Linked DNA regions of Homo sapiens: region 1 is linked to region 2. Evidence: chromatin loops called from intact Hi-C (ENCODE). Cell type or tissue: PC-3. All regions are shown on one strand.

Evidence for each region. Peaks named below come from ENCODE experiments on the same cell type or tissue, not always from the same donor. Only the 100,000 strongest peaks of a DNase experiment are listed, where the experiment ranks them.
Region 1: a loop joins it to region 2, with 1.9 times the contacts of the local background. A loop is called at or near these places in 4 of 110 quality-filtered maps.

Annotation. Positions count from the first base shown.
Region 1 is chr6:136,710,941-136,718,940 of GRCh38, reverse strand. The region is part of intron 2 of MAP3K5 (mitogen-activated protein kinase kinase kinase 5); the gene reads left to right. Among named protein-coding and RNA genes, the nearest start is that of MAP3K5-AS2, 69 kb to the left of the region's middle. In PC-3, no CTCF peak of the experiment used is centred here; no DNase peak of the experiment used is centred here.
Region 2 is chr6:136,664,483-136,672,482 of GRCh38, reverse strand. MAP3K5 (mitogen-activated protein kinase kinase kinase 5) reads left to right here. Exons shown (of 30, transcript NM_005923.4): 8 at 3,088-3,200. Among named protein-coding and RNA genes, the nearest start is that of MAP3K5-AS1, 39 kb to the right of the region's middle. In PC-3, no CTCF peak of the experiment used is centred here; a DNase peak (open chromatin) is centred at 3,072; H3K4me3 peaks cover 482 bases; H3K27ac peaks cover 1,083 bases.

The sequences.
Region 1 (8,000 bases), 46 kb before region 2:
GCCTCCCAAAGGGTTGGGATTATAGGTGTGAGCTGCCACACCTAGATCACCTAGATAGATTAAGTTTATTTAAGCAGGCCCTATTATGTTGGAGATTTTTTACTTTCTACATTTTTTTGCTCTTGCTCCTGCTAGTATCTGGTGGTTTAATTTTGTGCCCATTCTTTCCTAGGGAAGTATTTTTAAATGAAGCAAACTTACATTTGAGAGAAAGAGATAAAGCTAATCTTACCACACATATGTCCGGGACAAATAAACTGGCTTATTGTTTTAAGCTAGCCTTTGTCTAGGAGTGTTATTGGCATTTGATTGAAGTAGTTCCTTAAAAAGGCTAATGATGTCTAAACTGTGCTCATTTATCTTGTACATATTATCTGCTTCTTATTGAGTATTCACTATGTGCTAGGTACCAAGTGCTTTATCTGCATACATTTTCAAATTCTTAAAGGAGAGGCTGGGTGTGGTAATCCCAGCACTTTGCGGAGCTGAGGCAGTTGGATCACTTGAGGCCAGGAGTTCAAGACCAGCCTGGCCAACGTGGTGAAACCTTGTCTCTACTAAATACAAAAATTAGCCAGGTGTGGCAGCACATGCCTGTAATCCCAGCTACTTGGGAGGCATGAGAATCTCTTGAACCCAGGAGGCAGAGGTTGCAGTAAGCTGAGATCACACCACTGCACTCCAGCCTGGGCGACACAGCAAGACCCTGTCTCAAAAAAATCACAAAACAAAGAATAATAATAATAATAATTCTTAAAAGAGCTCTGTAAGATGTATTTTCTATTAGCATTTTTTTAGTATCACAAACCGAAGCTCAAAGAAATTCAATCATTTGCCTAAGGTGATATAGCTAGGAAAATTTGGGATTACGACTGCCTGACTCCAAAGCCTGTTGCCCTTGACTGCTAAGCATTATTGTTAGTTACTTCTAGTTAAAATTATATCATATATTCCTGCTGAGTGTGTTCATTTAGAAAAGCCTATCAGCTATGCCTCCTGAGTTTTCCTAGGTAACATCCTTCTTTTTTTCTTTTCCCTTCTCCTTTCTATTAACTTAAACTTTTGCTGTTTTCTTATTTAGACTATTCCTAGCCTGGTAGGTCATGTGTCTGGTTGCAGAGGACAGAAATATCTGGGATAGGAAGCATATTTGGCAGTCTAGCAATTTCCTCTGAGTCCTGAAAGTTCCTCAGGTCCTATGCTACCGAAAAGAGTTGGTGTGTGTGTGTATTTTTAGTTTTATTCATTTCTGGTCAATTAGTTAAAGATGTAACCCTTATTCCTGCCATTGACCAACAGATAGGAAAACTGCCATGAAAGAAGCAGAACAAGAGATATTTAAAATAATATATCATGTAAGGATTAGCCAAGTGAAATAAAAACAAAGCATTTCTCTGTTTTCACAGGGCAAAGACAGTTTTAGAATGCTATTCTTGTCATATGTTTAGTTTCACTTAGGTTGATTCTTTGGCCATCTAGAAAGTACAGCTGCACAAGTTTTATTTTAATCTGCTGCTCTTTGTTGAAGACTGCAGTTTCTCTTTGGTGGCAAATTCTCAGGAAGAAATCGTAGAAAAAAATTTTTTTTTGTTTTAATTTAAGCTCCTGGAAAAGTAATGGGAGCTATGAAAGTACTTTAAAAATCTATGTCTGAAGTATCATTTGAAAGGATATTTAGAATCTAGTCATAGCATTTAATTGTAATAAGATTTATATCCATTGTTTTAAATCACAAGTACTATTTTGTTGTACTAAGAATGAAAAATTTTAGTATTTTTTTCAAGAGAAGATGATCATTACACTTTGAGAGAAGGAAGTTGATTTTTTCTTTTTTTTTTTGCTTTTTTAGTGCAATGGAGCAATCTCAGCTCACTGCAACCTCCGCCTCCAGAGTAGCTGGGATTATAGGCACGTGCCACCATGCCTGGCTAATTTTTATATTTTTAGTAGAGATGGGGTTTCACCATGTTGGCCAGGCTGGTCTTGAACTCCTGACCTCAAGTAATCTGCCCACCTCGGCCCCCCAAAGTGCTGGGATCACAGGCGTGAGCCACTGTGCCTGGCCAATTCTTTTTATTTTCTTTAGCATTGTAACAACACTTTTATTTTTTACAATTTTCTTTAAGTCTCATGAGAATTTCTCTCGTGCCTACTAATGTTTATTGAGAGAATATCTGTGCCAATATTTACATTGGTTTAAAATAAGAAATGCTAGTAACAATTATTTTCTGATTTATTTCATGCATTATGAAATGATCATACTTCCACTTGGGGTCTCTCAGTAAGTGGTGAGTAAGTCTGGACACTCCTGGTCAATGAGCTGTGGTGCAGATGCATTAAACACCTCTGATGACTTAGGAGAAATGAACCTGTTTTGTGTAGAGTGAGGAAGTTGTTTTAATGAACCATCTCTTATCACTAGAAATTCCTTTATAACACCAGCTCTCAGCTTATCTTCTTGTGATCCTTTCCTCCACTCCCTTCCTCAGCTCCTCTATGTTCTGGGCCACTCCCCACTCACTTTAAACAATGCTACTTTTAAAGGAAGCAAAACAACAGGATGAAACATGACTGCACGTGCCAGATAGTTGAGAATTAAAAGCTCTTATACTACAGATGGCCAGATTGTGGAGAGTGGGAAACCTACACACTGCTGGTGGGAGAGATACTACCTTCTGAAGCGCAATTTGGGAATATTTAATAATATCAAATGAGCATATCACCAAGACTTAGTCATTCCAACCCTAAATGTATACTGTAAAAAAAGTCTCTTGCATGCATAAGGAGATATAATCAAGAATGTTTATGTTAACATGTTTATAATAGCTCCTCCTCCCAAGGAAATGGAGAATTAATAGATACCTTCAGCTGTAATTTTTTTTTTTTTTTTTTTTTTTTTTTTTTTTTTTTTTTGAGACGATCTTGCTTTGTCACCCGGGCTGGAGTGCAGTGGTGCTATCCCGGCTCACTGCAACCTCCACCTCCTGGGTTCAAGCAATTCTCCTGTCTCAGCCTCCCTAGTAGCTGGGATTACAGGCTCCCGCCACCACGCCCAGCTGATTTTTGTATTTTAGTAGAGACGGGGTTTCGCCATGTTGGCCAGGCTGATATCAAACTCCTGATCTCAAGCAATCCGCCCCCGTTGGCCTCCCAAAGTGCTGGGATTACAGGTGTGAACCACCATGCCCAGCCAGCTATAATCATTTAATGGAATATTATAGAGCACTTAAAACAAATCAGTTAGTGCTTCAGACGTCAATATCAATATATCTCAAAACAACAGTGTTGGGGTAAAAAAATTACTTGTGTACAGTATCATACCATCTATATAAAATATTGTCAGTGCAAGAGGATGCTTTTATACACACTTGTGTTATAAAAGGATAGACATGTGCATGGAATTATAAACAACATTCAGAATAGTTACCTCTTAGGGGATAGGAATGGAATAAAATTGGGAAGGGAAGATGAGAGTCTTCAACTGTATCTGTAATGTTATAGTTCTAAATCTAGGTGGTAGATTATGAGTGCTAATTTTTGTACTTTTTATATACTTGAAATATTTAATAATTAACCTTTTTTAAAAAAGGAAAAGGTTGCTATATTCTTTTATTTTTTGTATCCACCAGGATAACGTATATGCATTTTGGACACTGGAATCCCAAAATATTTTTAGTGTCTTTTTTCTATGTTCTGGCTGTGGTTAGAAAGCTTCAGATATTTGGATATTTCCCTTTCTGCACTCAAACAGACTTTGTTCTCATTTTATCCATTATAGAAGTAATGTTTCTTGATAGGTTGGTAGGCACATCAGTTAGTGGTGATGCAGTTTGTGTTGAAACGTAATGATTATGTTAGATTATTTCTTGTTCAAAAAATTTAGTTGTATTTTTATCTTTAACCATTGGCTGAAAAGTTACTTTATGGATGGGATTTTCATTAATAGACTATTCTCTGTGGCAACCTGTCTACACGCTTACTCCTTCACTATCTCACTGTATACAGAACACACATATGTGATGCTTGAAACCCTTACTCTGCCTCAGTGCATCTATTATTTTCTAGATTGGGATCTGGCTAGCATGAAATCTTAGGTGCACAAACCAAAATTTGTAACATTTCACTAAATTAGCCCTTAAAAATCAGCAAATTTTAATAATACGGCAGCTCCCCAAAACATTAAAAATAAAATTACCACATGATCCAGCAATTCCACTTCTGGATATATACCCAAAAGAACTGAAAGCGGGATCTTGAAGAGGTGTTTATATACCCATGTTCATGGTAGCATTATTCTTAGTAGCCAAAAGGTGGAAGCAACCCACATATTTATCAACAGATCATTGGCTGAACAACATGTGGTATATACATATAATGGAATATTATTCAATCTTAAAAAGGAAGGAAATTTTGACATATGGTACAACATAAATGAACGTTGAAAACTACTGCTCATTTGAGCAGTTCTGTGATACCTAGACCCATGATCTTTTATCTGCAGGCACTGAGGGACTCAATCTCCTTTAGAACTTAAACACGGAGTCTTGTCTTTCTGGCACTCATTCATATCCATTTGAAGCAAATGGTTATAGTTTTGAAAATAGCAGTGATGTCCATGTGTAAATTTTGATGATTATACCAGTTTGTAAATTGGTGAGGACACCTGGTAATTTGTTACAAATACCTCACACTTAAATTGAATTCTTACCTGTATTTGGAGAATCTACTCGGATTCCAGAGTGTTCTTAAACCCATAAAAACATTTTATCTTTTTGTTTTTACAAACAAAAAACAGTACTTCCTTTTGTTAAAGTTTTGCCTCCCTTATCAAAGTAAATAAGATGAATTTGGTTTTAGCTTGAGTTGTGCATGGAATTAAAATTTTTATTTTTCAAAGGTTTAGGATTCTTTTAGTTTAACAAAGAATTTTTGCTGGATTCTTTTCAGCATTTTAAAAATCATCAACTTGTTAGTGGTACAAAGTACACACTCAGTAAATGTTTTTTAAAAACATCCTTGGAAAATATGATCCTATAAAGTGGTCTCACAATTTGTGAACTGGAAACATTGGCCCTACCCCTTTTTAATAGTGCTGCCTCTGGACATCTCTGAAAGTCTCTAGCTTACTTTATAACCAGCTGTTGATTTAAAAACCCTGGGACTCTACTCTTCCTGGTTCAACGTTGCTATCCCTTACACTTCTTTTCATTTGGTAGAGACAATCTTGTTCCTTTATTTTATTTATTCAGAAATGATCTAACTTTCATCTAAGCTATAATCATTCCATCTCAAATTGGGGAAGGAAAGAGGTAATTTGTGGGGAGGAGCAAATAAGCAATTCATGTAACACTGCTTTATGAAGGTTTTCTCTGAAGATCTTGAATTGACAAGCTAGATGAATGATTTATTTAGCAGGAGTTGACTTCCCAATTGTAGAATCCCTGAGGTTATTAAAGGGACTCAAGACTGGAGAATTCAGCTTTCTTGGATGTCAATTAGCAATAGTATACCTTCTAAGGAATTATGTATAGACTGGGTAAAATATGCCCTTGCTTTCTCCTTCCTGATACCTCTTTAACCACCCTCACTCCTTGCCCACTGTTTTGAATCTCTTGTTACCATTTTGTCTAAGAGGCGATGCACAATGCCATTATATGACTGTGGGCACCAGCTATTTTTCTCATTTGTAGTGACTCTGGTCGTAGGCCTATGATTTTGAATACCCTTAAAGAGTAAGAAGGACTACTTCTGCACACAGAGGAAGGAGTGGGGCAAGCCTTGCTGAATTATCTTTATTTTCACTTATGCTATATAAATGACTCTTTCTGTGGAAGTTGATCTTTTTGGCATTGTAACCCATCACCCTCTTTGGGCCTTTTTAGAATATATCTTTGAAACTATTACTGAAATATGTGTGTGTATTAGTTCATTTTCATGCTGCTGATAAAGACATACCTGAGACTGGGTAATTTATAAAGAAAAAGAGGTTTAATGGACTCACAGTTCTATGTGGCTGGGGAGGCCTCACAATCATGGCAGAAGGTGAAAGGCACATCTTACATGGCAGCAGACAAGATAGAATGAGCCAGGTGGAAGGGGAAACCCCTTATAAAATCATCAGACCTCGTGAGACTTATTCACTACCACGAGAACAGTATGGGGGAAACCACCCCCGTAATTCAGTTATCTCCCACCAGGTCCCTCCCACAACATGTGGGAATCATGGGAGCTACAATTCGAGTTGAGATTTGGGTGGGGACACAGCCAAACCATATCAATGTGTAAAGTATGATTTACTGTAGAAAAATTCACTATACCTCCAACTTTAACAATACAGTTTAAGAAAAGTAATACATGCACTTGAATAATGTGACCCAATTAGGTGTTGCTGAAAGAAACAACTGGTTAAAAAGAAGAAGAAGTTAATTATAATAGCAACACAGTATAAAGTGAAGTTTGTGTTAAGAAGCTCTGTTAGGCCGGGCACAGCTGTAATCCCAGCACTTTGGGAGGCTGAGGCAGGTGGATCACCTAAGCCCAGGAGTTCAAGACCAGCCTGGTCAGCATAGTGAGACCCAGTTTCTACAAAAATTAGCTGGTCATGGTGGTACGTGCCTGTAGTCCCAGCTACTTAGGAGGCTGAGGTAGGAGAATTGCCTGAGCCTGGGGAGGTTGAGGTTGCAGTGAGCTGAGATCATGTCACTGCACTCCAGCCTGGGTGATAGAGTGACAGAGTGAGACCCTGTCTCAAAAAAAAAAAAAAAAGCTCTATTAAATGCTTTATGTATAAAATGTCATTCATCAGCATTCCAGCCAGTTTAGAGACAGATACCTACTTACGGCAGAGTTCTTCCACCAAGATATACTTATTTAAATATGAAAAGAAATTAATAGGGAAAAGAGAGGCTAGAATTCCTTTTAGGATTACTTTCCAGCTTTGATATAATTTAACCTGATTTTTGGTACAGGTTGTTTTAATTGATAGGTGTTCATATGCAAGAGAAGGATGTGTTCTTAGCCCCCGTCATGAATAACAGAGGTGTAAAAGGTCTCTAGACCTGGCAGTGCAGGAATTGAGTTGGAGTTGTTTGCTTTGGTTTATTAATACCTCCTCCTATAAATAGCTTTAAAGTACTGCAAGTAATTTCATTAACTTACTCCATTTGGCCTTTACATAGAACCCAACGAGACAGACAAGTTAGATATTATTTGGATTGGAGAGATAGAAGGTATTTTCTTTTTCTTTTTTCTTTCTTTCTTTCTTTCTTTTTTTTTTTGAGAGGTCTGACTTTGTCCACCCAGCCTGGGGTGCAGTAGTGCCATTTTGGCTCAGTGCAACCTCCACCTCCCAGGTTCAAGCAATCCTCCCATCTCGACCTCCTGAGTAGCTGGGTGTATAGGCACATGCTGCTACACCTGGCTAATTTTTGTATTTTTTTGTAGAGATGGGGTTTTGCCGTGTTTCCCAGGCTGGTCTCAAACTCCTGGGCTCCAGTGATCTGCCTGCCTCTGCCTCCCAAAGTGCTGTGATTACAGGCATGAGCCAACGCTCCTGGCCAGAAGATATTTTCTTTACAGAAGAGAAATGAGACGCGTGATGACTTGTTTGGGGAACACACACAGCTAGTGTCGGGGCAAGGATAAGCCCTATATTCTTTGACTTGTCATCTGGTACTTTCCTCTCTCAGTCTATCCACAGATTTCATATGTTCTGCAAAAGGATGATTTTCTAGGTTTTTTTTTTAAGATTATTGAGATTTTTTTCTTTTAAAGCTTGAGCTTTTATGTAGGCATAACATGTAAACACAAAAGTACTTTGTTTCCTATCTATCTTTAAAGACTCTGTGTCACGGCTCTATGACACTTTTGTTGGATTACTCTCCCTGAGTCTGCTCAGCTTGTTTTAGCAGTGTGCAGAAAGGGTACGGGGGTGTTTCTCCTTCTCAGCAAGGCCTAGGAGGCCCAGACAGCCCATCTGATAGTTTCTTGTTTTGCTTTTT
Region 2 (8,000 bases):
AAGAAATCCACTAGTTTCTCTTTTTCTTGGTAAAGTTTAAAATAGACAGAGTTTCTCTGCCCATGCCAAGCCCAAGCCTAATCTCAGGGTCAGAATCAGCAAATGCCCCATGAAAGACAACAGCAATTCAGCTCATCTTGGAAGGCCACTTCCCTCTTTGGAGTTTATTTCAGTGATTTTTTTTGTTGCTTCCATAGATCTCCAGTGTCTGCAAAAATGTGTTTTTGATATGTATTCTTATTTCCCCCTAATTACTGAAGCAGAAGTAATGGCTCCCAAGTAGACGACTACATCTTACTTGGAAACACAAGCTTTCCCCCTCACATTTAATATTTGTCCACAATACAAATGGCTATGTAGGTTCCCAACATTTGTATAATATTTTATTCCATGTTATACTTTATAGTATTATTGGAAATTTAGGGTAATTTTTCATCTTGTAACAAATGCCCTTGTAATGAAACTTCTGATTACATGTTTAATGTTTTTTCTTGGTATAAATTTGTAAATGTATAATTGTTAAGAGTTATACATAGTTTTAAAAAATTTCTATAGTTGGCCGAGTGCAGTGGCTTACACCTGTAATCCCAGCACTTTGGGAGGCCGAGGTGGGCGGATCACCTGAGGTCTGGAGTTCGAGACCAGCCTGACTCACATGGCAAAACCCCATCTCTACTAAAAAAAAAAAAAAATACAAAAAAATTATTCGGGCATGGTGGTGCATGCCTGTAATCCGAGCTACTCGGGAGGCTGAGGCAGGAGAATCGCTTGACCCCTGGAGGCAGAGGTTCCTGTGAGCTGAGATCGTGTCACTGCGCTCCAGCCTAGGCAACAAGAGTGAAAGTCCATCTCAAAGAAACAAACAAACAAAAATTCTATAGTTTTGATATTGGCAAATTTCTGCCAAGAATACTGTACTTCTTTGCTTTTACAGTATGGGAGAATTCCCACTTCCTGCAGTGGTATACTAATGATATATGCCAGGATTTTATTTCTTTCGTAATATACCTACATGCTCTTTTAATCTCCAGAAAACATTAAGACTTTTTCCTCAATACAGTACTCAATTTAGTCTCATGGATTGAGGGGAGCTCAAGAAAAATGTGAATTATTAATTTTATTGGTGTTTATCTTTTCATTTAAAATACAAAAATATATATTGTTTGTGGTAACAGAAAAACAGATATAAACCCAAATATTCATTTAGGTTGGTTTTGGCACATAGGAGATATTCAGCCAATATTTATTGATTCATTTCGATATGTCTTCATTTTTGCATCTTCCTTTTCATATCTTTAAGAGACATTTCATGTTCTTTGGTTTCAGGGAAAATGCCATAATGTATTTAATGAAAAATATTACGTATCTTGATATGAATTGGTAGAAAGGGAAGTGTCTACTTCTTTCTTCTCCTAAATCCTTTTTTGTTGGGACATTATACTTGCCTCTGAACAAAGACAAAGAACTTTGAGACTTATGTTAGTCTAAGACCTGTAAGTTGTGACTTGCCTTGATATAGTTTCGAATATCTGTAGTCTAGGTGTATATACTTTTTTCATTTTAGAATGGAAACATGTATACTTCTGGAAACATTAAAAAATGCTTTTTAATCACCTATGGTGATGCAGTGGTACCTTTTTTCATATTCCATAGGTACATAACTATCAGAGCCAACTAGTTAAGATTCATAGTTATTTTTGCTTCCATTCAGAGATGCTTGTTCTAATTAAAGAGCAAGACATTTAAAAAAGAGACATGGTCCTCAATATTCAGAAAAATATATTTTTTGTTTTCATTTGATGTTTAATTTATTTTAAATTATGGAAAATTTTGAGTATATATAAAAGCCAAGAATATACATTTATTGTGCCTACAATATACACTATTGTGCCTATCACTATGTTTACTATTCCTGTCTTTTATTTACACAGTTATGACTTAGGTGAGAATGCTTTTATCTTGGAATTATAATGTATTTCTTCCCACATAACCTTTTTTTTTGGTGTCATCAAATGGTCATTTGTTAGATATTTAGTTCTTATATTTTCTTCAGCATGATTTTTTTAAAAATAAAAGTTTCATTTTTCATGCATTGGCCTCAGGCAGTTCCTCTTAGTCACTAGGGCATTTATTTTATTTTTCTCGTTTTACATATACCTAAGTGAAATTATATTGAATATCGTTGCCCGTTTAATGATGCATGTGAGGAAACCCTTAAAAGTATCCTAGGAAGTATTACCTTGAAAATAAAGTAAATATTCAAACACTGAAGTCCTTTTAAATATTGAAGTATTTTCAAAGGTTGATACTCGGTTTTATGCATATTCAGAAAAGTCTTTTTATAACTCTCTGAGCCAAAATTAGTATGTAGAGACATACTCTACATCTCTGCTTTTCTTAATTTCATCCTATAATTGACAGTTTATTTCATTTTTATATCATTCTTATGGAATTGATCATTTCAGTGTGTTACCTATCCTCAGTGCTCTGTATATTTTTAAGAGTTTGTAAAAACTACTTTAAAAAATATGTGCGGGGTTCTCATTTTTAAATGTTTATTGTACACACACACACACACACACACACACACACACACACCCTGAATGATGGCTTCCAAGTAGACGACTACATTTTACTTGGAAACACTAGTTTTCTTCTGACTTTTAACATGCTTCTACAACATAAATGACTACATAGCTTTCTAACATTTGGAATATATGTTATTCCATATCATACTGTATAATATTATTGGATATTTAGAGTAATTTTTCATCTTGTAACAAATGCCCTTGTAACTAAATTTTCACATTCACATATTTCTGGTAGATGGTTGAAGAGAGGATTTTTTTAAAGACTAGGGTTACTAGGTAGGTTGAGGGTGAGCTAAGCGGGGGAAAGCAACAGAGCTGTGGACAAAGATAAGCAGTTTCTGAAGCGTTAAGTCCTAATAGCACACCAGATTCTGGGGTGAAGGCCAGTGCAATATTTTTACTTGCTCAGGCATTGGAGTTATACAAACAGAAGCTATTACACACCCAGGGTTTCATGATTGAGAAAGTTAACTTGTACATTTGTGGTTTTTTATAGGTTCAAAAAGGCATTTGAATCTGAGCCAACACTACAGTCAGGAATTAATTATGCGGTCCTCCTCCTGGCAGCTGGACACCAGTTTGAATCTTCCTTTGAGCTCCGGAAAGTTGGTAATTACAACTTGATATTTTACATGGAAATCAAGAAACTGGACCCAACTTGGTGCAAAGAAAAAGAATCATGAATAGATAAATCTTTTGCTTTCTGTCTTTTCATACTTCCCAAAGAGAAAAAAGAAACTTATTATATCTCCTTGTTTGGTGTTTCATACTGTTGTACAGAATCCTGATATTAGGACATAATTCAGTTTTTAATTTATCTTACCTGTTTCTAAAAGTCCCCCTGGTTAATATTCCAGCTCAAACTAATATTGAGGATATGGGTTCTGCATTCAACCCCCAACTCCTAAATAAGGTTACTGTTTTGTGAGACATCAGGAATATTTCCTATTTTAGATTGCGCTTTTGTGGTGCTTTTTTTTCAAAAACCTCTGCTGTTTCCTTTATCTGTTTCTCAAGCACACCTTTCCCTATGATTTCACCGGTGTTGGGGGAAGAGCCTCCCAAAGCCCCAGGAGCAACAGGTTAAGCAAATGGTGGTCTTGGTAGGAAGTAGGCTCCTCAGACCATCTCTGAATCATAGCCATCGACAGAATGTGCTTTTGTCCCTTTTATCTGTAGACATTATCTCATCTGCTGCCTTTCCCTGGGAATTTAAAGAAGTTAGGGCATCTTAGTGAACAAATTTCAAGTGATTTTCTTGGTTTTGGCTTTGATCACATTTTTTAAAGATTCTAGATACTGGAATCCTGTCTATGGGAATCATATTTTGCTCCGTTGGGTGTCTAACGACCTCCTTTCAGAGAATCTTTCCAACTCTTTTAGGAATTACTACAGACATAGAAATATTCAGCCTTGTTTTTCATAGGGAAAAAATAACACGTTCATCTTAGTGAAGCTATGAATTGTAGAAGAAACTTTTTCTTCAAAATAAAAGAAAAATTTTTTTGGAAACCAGGTTTCACTCTGTCACTCAGGCAAGGGTGCAGTGGTGCGATCATAGCTCACTGCAGCCTTGAATTCTTAAGCTCAAGTGATCCTCCCACTTTGGCCTCCTAAGAAGCTGGGACTGTAGGCGTGCACCACCACAGCTGACTAATTAAAAAAATTTTTTTTTATAAAGACGTGGCCACACTATGTTGCCCAGGCTGGTCTTGAACTCCTGGCTTCAAGCAGTTCTGCCACAGCCTCCCAAAGTACTGGTATTACAGGTGTGAGCCACCGCACCGGGCCCACTTTGGCGAATTTCTTGTTACTTTTCTTAAAGAGAAATGAATCCTAGACTTTAAAAAAAAGACATTATTTTGGAAGAGCTTGTATCTTTATGTAATGTTCTGGAGAATCTCTGAAGCTAAATAAAGTCAGAATATTTATTTGTTTATTTTTTTAAATGCCCAGACTAAAAGAATGATAAAGTATTTATTACTGTGGGATAGCAGGGGTATTAAAGGCATAAAGGTCTGTTTGAAATAATTTTTTTTTTCTTCTGAGACAGGGTCTCACTCTGCTGCTCAGGGCACAATGGCACAATCACAGCTCACTGCAGCCTCGACCCCCAAGACTTAGGTGATCCTCCCACCTCAGCCTCCCGGGTAGCTGAGACTACAGGCATATACCACCACACCCGGATAATTTTTTTGTATTTTTTGTAAAGATGAGGTTTTGCCATGTTGCCCAGGCTGGTTTAGATTGTGCTTTCTTAGTGCTTTTTTCAAAAACCTCTGCTATTTTATTTATTTATTTATTTTTAAGGTTGGCTCTCACTCTGTCACCCAAGCTGGAGTGCACTGGCACGATCACGGCTCACTGCAATCTCAACCTCCTGAGCTCAGGAGATCCTTCCACCTGGGCCTCCCAAGGTGCTAGGATTGCAGGTGTGAGCCACCTTGCCCAGCCTGAAATAATTCTTTTGATTGGTTCAGTGAAATCGGAGAAGGTACATTGCAATTTGTGCTGTTCAGAAATTATGATTATAATAAAATTTTGTGTCTAAGACTAAATTAAAAACTCTATACTAGCCAAAATCCCTATATCAGTGTTCTAAAAATATTTTTATTGCTCCTTTGTTGCTTTTTTCATTGTTTTTATTGATATGCAATAGATATATATTTTTCAGTATATATGTTCTATTTTGATACAGTCATATATTTATTGTTCTGTTCTTAACTCAAGGTGAGGTTTTGTTGAAGCCTCTAAATTGTTGCAGGAATTGACAGTGATTTGCATATGTAGGCAAAGCAATGACAATGGTTTGAAAATGTACTTATTCTAAATCTCATTTTGAAGGTAAATACTTATTAAGATGGTCAGAACTCTGAGGTTTGAGGAAATGTGATTAATATGTAAAAGAAACATGTTAATTTTTTTCAGGAAGAACTCACTTGTAATACATGTTAAACAAACATTTGAAAACATACAAAGTTAGTTTAAAATTTTAGAAATTGCATAACATATACAGACTTAAAATATGGCTTATCAGTGAATTTTTAGCTATCATGAGAACTGTTTTAGGCTTCTAAAATACTGTGATATGCATTCTAAATTGTATTGTCCTTCAATAATGAAAACATAGTTAAAACTCACTAACTTAGATTCTATTCAATTGTAAATTATGCTAATCAACATAGATTGATCTAAAGTTAATTTTTATATGGTAAGAGGATTAAATGGATTTTCGAGGAAAGACAAGTTGGTTAAATAAATTAATAGTTTAATATAATAATGATGTTAATTGATAGTATATAATAAAAATGAGACAATATACTTGGCATATTTTAAAGATACACCTAGTTTCATTCTTTCTTTAAATGCTCCAATCAGCTTTTCCAGTAATTTATACCTCCCATTCCTCCTGTTGGCCTCTGCAAACATACAAATTATTCCGAATTACCGAGTTCTTATAATAACCAGACATTTACTTATGAAGTCCCTTCTTTAAGATGCTTTTTGAAATTTTGATTTATTTATAAAGGGTAAACAATTAAGATGAGCACTCAATCTGAAGCTCCCTAAATGTATTATCTTAAGATCTCAAATGTAAGAAATGATTCTTAACTGTCATGCTGTGTTGCCCAAAGACTCTTAATTCTAGTTGTGTGTTTGTTTGCGGTTATGACTAATTGCTTCATGGATCTGTGTTTTACTTTTCCAGTTTTTGAAGAATCACTGATGCTTAGGCTATTTAGAGCTAGGATTTAAAAACACAGAGCCATATCCTACATCTTCTTCCTGTTTTCACCTTTGCAAGCCTTAAAAATAATATTCAAACTTTAGCTAAATAACAAGATGATGCTTCCATCTTCTGTGGAATTTTCCAATTGTGAGACATTTTATGGGTGAGAGTCAGACTTAGAGGTTTGAGTCTCCAACAGTAATGATGATACAGTAAAAGAACACTATGTTTGGAACTTAGACAACCACTATTTAAATATCATTTTCAGTGAGCATTAAAAAATATTGAATAGAAAATATATATTACTGTACATAAAAATCCATGAATCAATAGAGATAATCAAGGAAAAGTCATCAGAACAAAATCTATCACCAACCACTGAAAAACTCCTTTGTCACCTATGGAAGTGACCAACTTTTCCGAAAATTAGAAGTTATAAGGAAAGAAGTAAGTACTTTTCCTTCCTCTTTCAGAGATACTGTAGTTCATCCCGTTGATGAAATATAGCACTTCTTAGGCTGGGCGTGGTGGCTCAGGCCTGTAATCCCAGCACTTTGGGAGGCGGAGGCGGGTGGATTACCTGAGGTCAGGAGTTCAAGACCAGCCTGATGAACATGGTGAATCCCTGTCTCTACTAAAATTACAAAATTAGCCCGGTGTGGTGGCATGCTTCTGTAATTCCAGCTCCTTGGGAGACTGAGGCAAAAGAATCGCTTGAACCCAGGAGACGGAAGTTGCAATGAGCCAAGATTGTGCCACTGCACTCCAGCCTGGGCGACAAGAGCGAAACTCCATCTCAAAAAAAAAAAAAAATACAGCTCTTCTTGAGCTATGCTACATAGTAAATGTATTATTCTTCCAGAGAATGTATTCTTCAAAAGTACACTATTATAGTTAATAAAGTAATGATAAAGCTGATAATGAGAGTGATGTTGAAATAATTGATTCTGGCAAGGATCATCAATTTGAACTAAAAGTATTAAATTGAAATGCTTATTTAAAAAAAATTTACATTTTACCCCTTTTACATGATACCAAAGCTAACTCATAGATAACTTGTTAGTCACAAAGGAACAAATGTACCTGTAGAATGGGAAGACCCAGCTGTCAGTGATCCATCCTTGTATCACTAATAATAGGGTGGCGAGACATGTGCCCTTAGGACTTTATTATGATAACTGTGAAGTGTACAGCAGCTCTTCTTTTTGATTTTTTAACTTTTATTTTTTGAGATAGAGTCTCACTCTTGTCACCCAGGTCTGGAGTGCAGTGGTGCGATCTTGGCTCACTGCAACCTCCACCTCCCAGGTTCAAGCGATTCTCATGCTGCAGCCTTCTAAGTAGCTGGGATTACAGGTGCGTGCCACCATGCCCAACTAATTTTTGTAGTTTTAGTAGAGACAGGATTTTGCCATGTTGGCCAAGCTGGTCTTGAACTCCTGGCCTCAAGTGATCTGCCCACCTGGCATGAGCCACCACATCCGGCCGAGTGTACAGCAACTCTTGTGAAATATTGTCACCAAAAATGTTTAACTTGAATCTTAAGATCTAAAGTTCTCTTAATAGGAATCACAAGCTCTAGAGAAATAAGTCAAATAATCCCAAGAAGTTACATCAGACAGATCAGAAGGTGAGCACACTAGAGCAGCAGTCCCCAACCTTTTTAGCAATAGGGACTG